Regions from separate parts of the Homo sapiens genome. Here region 2 is linked to region 1. Evidence: chromatin loops called from intact Hi-C (ENCODE). Cell type or tissue: HCT116. All regions are shown on one strand. Each heading gives the region's core, and the rest is flanking DNA. Links, peaks and the distances in the headings are about the cores only. Region 1 has its middle 12 kb from the start of EXOC1L. Region 2 overlaps CRACD (capping protein inhibiting regulator of actin dynamics).

What was found. Hi-C counts contacts between places; a loop is a spot of excess contacts. Peaks named below come from ENCODE experiments on the same cell type or tissue, not always from the same donor. Only the 100,000 strongest peaks of a DNase experiment are listed, where the experiment ranks them.
Region 2: it touches region 1 in a loop (6-fold over the local background); 1 of 110 quality-filtered maps calls a loop at or near these places.

The regions. Positions count from the first base shown.
Region 1 is chr4:55,806,193-55,809,107 of GRCh38, forward strand. No RefSeq gene overlaps it. Among named protein-coding and RNA genes, the nearest start is that of EXOC1L, 12 kb to the right of the region's middle. In HCT116, for the core only: no CTCF peak of the experiment used is centred there; no DNase peak of the experiment used is centred there.
Region 2 is chr4:56,306,440-56,309,354 of GRCh38, forward strand. CRACD (capping protein inhibiting regulator of actin dynamics) reads left to right here. Exons shown (of 11, transcript NM_001393381.1): 5 at 1,096-1,260. Among named protein-coding and RNA genes, the nearest start is that of AASDH, 80 kb to the right of the region's middle. In HCT116, for the core only: no CTCF peak of the experiment used is centred there; a DNase peak (open chromatin) is centred at 1,222.

The DNA.
Region 1 (2,915 bases), core at 117-2,616:
CTGGGCAATATAGCGAGACCCTTTCTCTATAATTTTTTTTTTTTTAATTAGCCGGGCATGGTGGCATGCACCTCTATAGTCCTAGCTATTCAGAAGGCTGAGGCAGGAGGATCACTTGAGCCCACGAGTTTGAGGTCATGGTGAGCCAAGATTGTACCACTGTATTCCAGCTTGGGCAACAGAGCAAGACTTCATCTTAGGAAAAAAAAAAATCCTGAAGTGGAGTGGAGTTAGTGGAAATTAGAAAGAAAAAATGAATATAAGTGATACTAGATGAACAGTGCTCAAAAATCCATATAGGGCAATTATAATAACAAATGAGTTACTGTTGAGGATATAGTAATGGATAAAGCAGATGTGTGGTCTGTTTTCAAGAAGCTTTTGATTAGTTGAGATATGAAAAAGTTTTGAAGTTTCCTTAGTATGGTCTGTCTTAAAATATAGTGTATTGATAGAAAATTTGAGGTTCCATAAGGCCAACAGATTGGGAGACTATTGCCAGTGAAAAGATGGCTTCGTTTTACTCACAGATCCCAGGAAGAAGGGAGGAAGGGGCATACCATGTCTCACAATGGAGTCGGGGGAGACACAGGGAAGCACCAGGGTTGGTCAGGAGGCAGAGATAGGGGGAAATTGTGGGCAAGAGCTTTTATTACGATTTCCACAGGCAGGAAGAGATGACACAGGGTAACCAGGTTTAGGATTGGCTAGTTTGAATAATTTCAGCAGGCTCTGGAGCATAGAGACTGGCCTAATTGTCTAGCACTTGGCTCTGGAGTGATTGGGGCAGATGGCCAGGAATATGAGATAAAGAAGGTAGAGGGGGTATGGGATCTGGATTGGTTGGTTTGCAGCTGAAAGTTATACTTTCAGGTGAGGTATTTACTAGCTCTAGAAATTAACAAACTCTGGGAGGGGACATCGCTTCAGGGTCAGCAAGGCCCCAGATGTCCAAGCATCAGATTACAGAAAATACAAGACATAGTTAATACAGCCTCCTTAAAATAGGGGAGCGTATTCAGCTTTGTATCCCTAGCATCCACCATAATACTTTGCACATGAGTGTTGGTTGGATGATCAGATTAATAAATCCCCTCTTTGACTCTTTAACTCTGTTAGAGTTTGACAACTCATCCTTCAGTTCTCAGCTGGGTGGTCACTTTCTTAGGGAGGCCCTCTCTGATTCCTTAGACAAAGCAAGTTACCACTGTCATGGACACATCGATGCACCGCCCCAACACCCCTTCAGTGAAGGAGGGCTGACAGACAGCCTTCAGTAGGTTATGCATAAAGCTAAAAAGGCAATCCTTTTAAAAATTAAAGGTACTTTTAAAACAGAAAATGAAAGGTGAATGAGTGGTTATTTTCTTTGTGGCAAGGCTACTTTATATCATAATTAGTATTGTTTCAACTTTGAGAGGCAGAAATCCAACCCAAACTTACTTAAGAAAAAGAATTTATTGGTTTATATGACTGGAGAGCTATCTTCAGGCATGGCTGGATCCAAGGGGTCAAATGATGACATCAGAATTCTCTCCATCCTCATTTACCTCACATCTATTTCTCTCTCTGTGCATGACCTCATCTTTTTCTTTTTTTTAACTGAAAATAGCCTCCCTCTCTGTCACTGGGGACAATGGCATCAAGCAGCTTCTGTTTACCTTATACTTACAGCTCTCAATCCAGTAAGAAGATAAAGATCATCATTGTTTTCACAGAACCTGTATAAAATTTCAGAGGACATTTATATCAGTCAGGATCCATTCTAGACACAGAAACCACATTGGTTATCTGAACAGGAAAAATTTAACAAAACAATTTTTAACCAGAGCAGTAGAAGATGGTTCAGTAAAAGTTAACATCCCCTGCAACTTTTTTAAATAAGTGACCAAAACACCACACACACACAAGGACGCTATTGAATCCAGAAACAGCAGGTACGAAAGAGCAGCTACTAATTGTAGGCTCAGGATGAATTAACAATAAAGGAACCAAGGACTAAAGGAGCCCTCTCCTTTGAAGGATGAGGCTGAGACCCCTTTGAAAATGATGTGGCTAATGCAGGAGCCAGAAGCCTGCTGGTGGTAAGTCAATTTGCCATAGGTCACAGACCACAGCCAGTCTATAGAAGCAGCTTGCAATTGAAGGAGGGTGTGGACAGACTGCAACTTGTCTGTTGAAGCAGCCCACTGCTGCCTAAGGGTGTGGCTGAGCACGGCTGCTGAAAAGTGGTTGCAGATGGGGAGCACATGGCCTGAGGATACAACTAGAGCTCACTGGTGCAGCCCCTGGGCTCCCACCCGAATTAATAAGAACAATAATGTTATACATTTAATATGCAACATTTTATATATATATATATATATATATATATATATTATAATAATAATAATGTAGGACCAGGACCTGGAAAGGAAGATTCTTCTGCTGCTATTGCCTTGCAGGGACACCCCATTGTTCTCGATTGGTGCAGTTTAACATTCCACTAGCAAGCACGGGAGAAATGTTTACAGGGCTCAGTTCCAAGATCCCAAAGCAAGGAAAAGAAGGATGGGTTTGAAGCTGGGAGACGGTAAGTTAGGCACAGTCCTGCTTGGGTCATATACACAGCCCTGAACCAATCACCGTGACTAGGGGAAGGAGGACTCTGATTAGCTAAGTCCAGGCCAGATTCATGCATAAGCAAGGGGCAGGAGGAACAGCTCCACCTCTACACGTGGAATGGCTTCTTCATAGAAAAGATGGATTCTTCTACCAGAAAAAAGGAAGAGTGCTAGGCAGAGGAAAACAATAGATATCCTTTGTATATTATATGTTGACCTTAAAATGTCTGGTTCTATTTGAGGTTGTTAGTATAAGAAAGGGAAAATTAAAGCTTTCCTTTAAGACCAATGAAACTGTGTTCATTCTTTCAT
Region 2 (2,915 bases), core at 235-2,734, 500 kb after region 1:
GAATTCAAGGTTGCAATGAGCCAAAATTGGGCCACTGCACTCCAGCCTGGGCAACAGAGCGAGACCGTGTCTCAAACAAACAAACAAACAAACAAACAAACAGAGAAAGATGAACATTTCAGAAAATATATTCTTTGAGGAATATAATGACTATGTAACCCAAGGACCTAGGTCTAGAGCAGTGGTTCTCAGCTGGGGGCAATTTTACCCCCCAGGGGACTTTGGGCAACTTCTGGAGACATTTTTGCTTTTCTAATCTGGCCTTCCTCTACTTGCAAATACTATTTAATCTTCCGAATTTCTACCCCATTTTCCCCTCCCTTTTCCCTGTCCTTCTAGCCACCACTCACCAGTAGTCAGTCCCTCCCTGGCTTTTCCCCATTTGGTTCCTCTGTCTCCTTTGTCACGGTTAGGTGGCCACAGCAAGGCAAAGAGGACGTCCAGATTGTTCCTATCCTTTATAGGGTTTTAGTATTGATCATGGAAAGACTTGCTGGCCCTGGGGCCTTCTTTGCCTTGGCAGCGACCCAGTGTGGCAGAATGCAATGTTCTGGTTTGGGGTCTCAAGCTAAGGGCTGGTGAGGAAGGCTGCGGAAGTATAAATCTTCAAAGTGAATATGTCCCAAAGGGGCTGGAGAGTTGCACCAACCTTTAGGGTCTTGATTTCCCTCAGTGGTTCCTACATTTCATGTAACTGTTTTCTATAATTTTTTTTGCACTTTTAAGAGACTTTTTATGTAAATGAATTTATAGGTTAATGAAAAATTTTTGTCATAACATATATCCCAACTTTTGGTTCAGAAAATGTGGCCACCATGCCCACTGGGAAATGTTGGGATCTCCATGAAAGAGGTGGCTGGATGAAAAAGCTCATGGCTTGAAGGTGGGAAAGAAAAAAAAAGAAAAGAGAAGAAAGTGGAAAACAAATTAACTTATTACAGGATGGCATCATGGTTTCCTGGCATGGTGTTGAGTCTAGAAATCAGTTGTGCACAAGGTATGCCTCAGTGCTCACTAGACATGCTGGAGAACCTGGTTGTGGTGGTTGTGAACTGCTTCACTGCTTCAGAATGTCTTTCTTCTGTTTCTCTCCAGCAACAGTTGGGCAAGAATATCAAGTTTGGGCAGCGGTCACCCAATGCCATTCCCATGAATAAGGCAAACAGTGGAGAGGCTAGCTTAGAAGAGGATCTGTTCCTGACCAGTCCCATGGAAATTGTGACTCAGCAGGACATCGTCCTCTCAGACGCAGAGAACAAGGTAAGTCTCCTCCAGGGAATGACTTGATGGCTCATAAACCAGGGCAGGACATTGGGCCTCCAGTAACCCTGGGGTCTGCAGCAGGGGAATTAGAGGGAGGAGCTTTTCTCATGAGTAGCTCAGGGCTTGAGGGCACTTCCTGGTAGGTGTCCTGACCTGTAGCCAGTGAAGAGGACAGGGAGGAAGAGGAGACAAGCCCTTTGCAGGCGGTCTTCCCAGTGTCTTTCACTTACCCTTCAAGGCTTATGCCTACCTCTTCTGGGAAGCCGTACCTGGCCTCACCCCAAGCTGTACTGTCTTCTTGTGCCTTTGCTGTGTGTCTTTACCATTTTTCACACGTCTGTTCTCCCTATCTATGTCCATGTAACTGTTTTCTCTCCATCTCTAAACATGGGATTCCTTGAGAACAAACTGGGTCTGACACATCTTTGTCTCCCTAGGACTGAGCCACTGCCTGCTTTGCAGTACTGCCTAATTATTTGTCCAAGTGGACTAATTTAAAGGGAAATGAAAAAAGAAATGCGTAGGGGCTCCATGAGATAGAAGACATCAAACAGGCCAACTTGAAGAGTACCTAGTCTGGAAAGAAAGTCACATTCCAGCACCATCCTGTCTAAATTTGATCTCTTGACACTTTGAGCATATCCTGAAATGAGAGTTCTTCCAAAGCAGCAGAAAAGATGCCCTTAGACCTCTTAGGGAAAAAGGAGCAAAGTCCAACCAGTAGCGAGTCAGGAATTCTCTAGGTGAGGCACTGGGGTTTCACTTTAAAAAAAAAAATGAAAAAACAAACAAAAAAAAAACCCATTCTCTAGGCTCTGCCTATCAAGACCCCTGGAATTTTGTTGGGTGTTATTAAAATGGGCATGTCTCAGAAGAAATCATGCATTATCAACTGATGTGTCATGAGAGTAGTGAGAAAGACGAGTGATTTGCAGAGGCAAGTGAGGAAGGGATGTGAAAAAGGACATTCCTCCCCTGTTGCCCATTGTGACACCTGGCACCCACGCATTGACACCCTTTGTGTGGTAGGTCAAGCAGGGATGGGCCCATCTCTCCCGGCAGCTCTAAAATTGCTCTTCCCAACCTCTCCAGTGCTAGGCAGAAGCAACAGCCATCGCCTTGGTGCAGGGGTATCCTGAGATCTGAAGCAAATGTCCTCACAGTTATTGATGAGCTCATAAGTGCTGGGCACTGTGGCCTGGGGGATTGTTTGTTCAGCAGGCTCTGTCTCAGATATGGGTATTACAGAGGTGAGCAAGATTCTACAAGGGGCCCCCCATCTCTGTAGTTTACACCCTAATGAGAGGGTGTAACAAACAACAAACAAGTCAACCAGTATATAAATAGAATCATTTCAGATCAAGAAAAATGCTGGCTGCACAGAAAATAAAACAGGGTAATGGAAAAGTGAGTAACTTGGTGGTGGAGAGGTCTCTTATTTGGGTGAGGAGTGTAGCAGGACCCTAGTGGGAGCAAGGGGAGGGTAGAGAGAGGTGCCAAGCCGGATTGTATAGACCATGGGAAAAGGGTAAATTCTATTTGGAAGATAATAGGAAGCCTCTGAGTAATTTTAAGCAGAGCAGTGACATAATCTGATTTGTATTTTCTGAAGATTCTTCTAAGTGTGGTGTGGAGAACAGACGGAGGTAGGG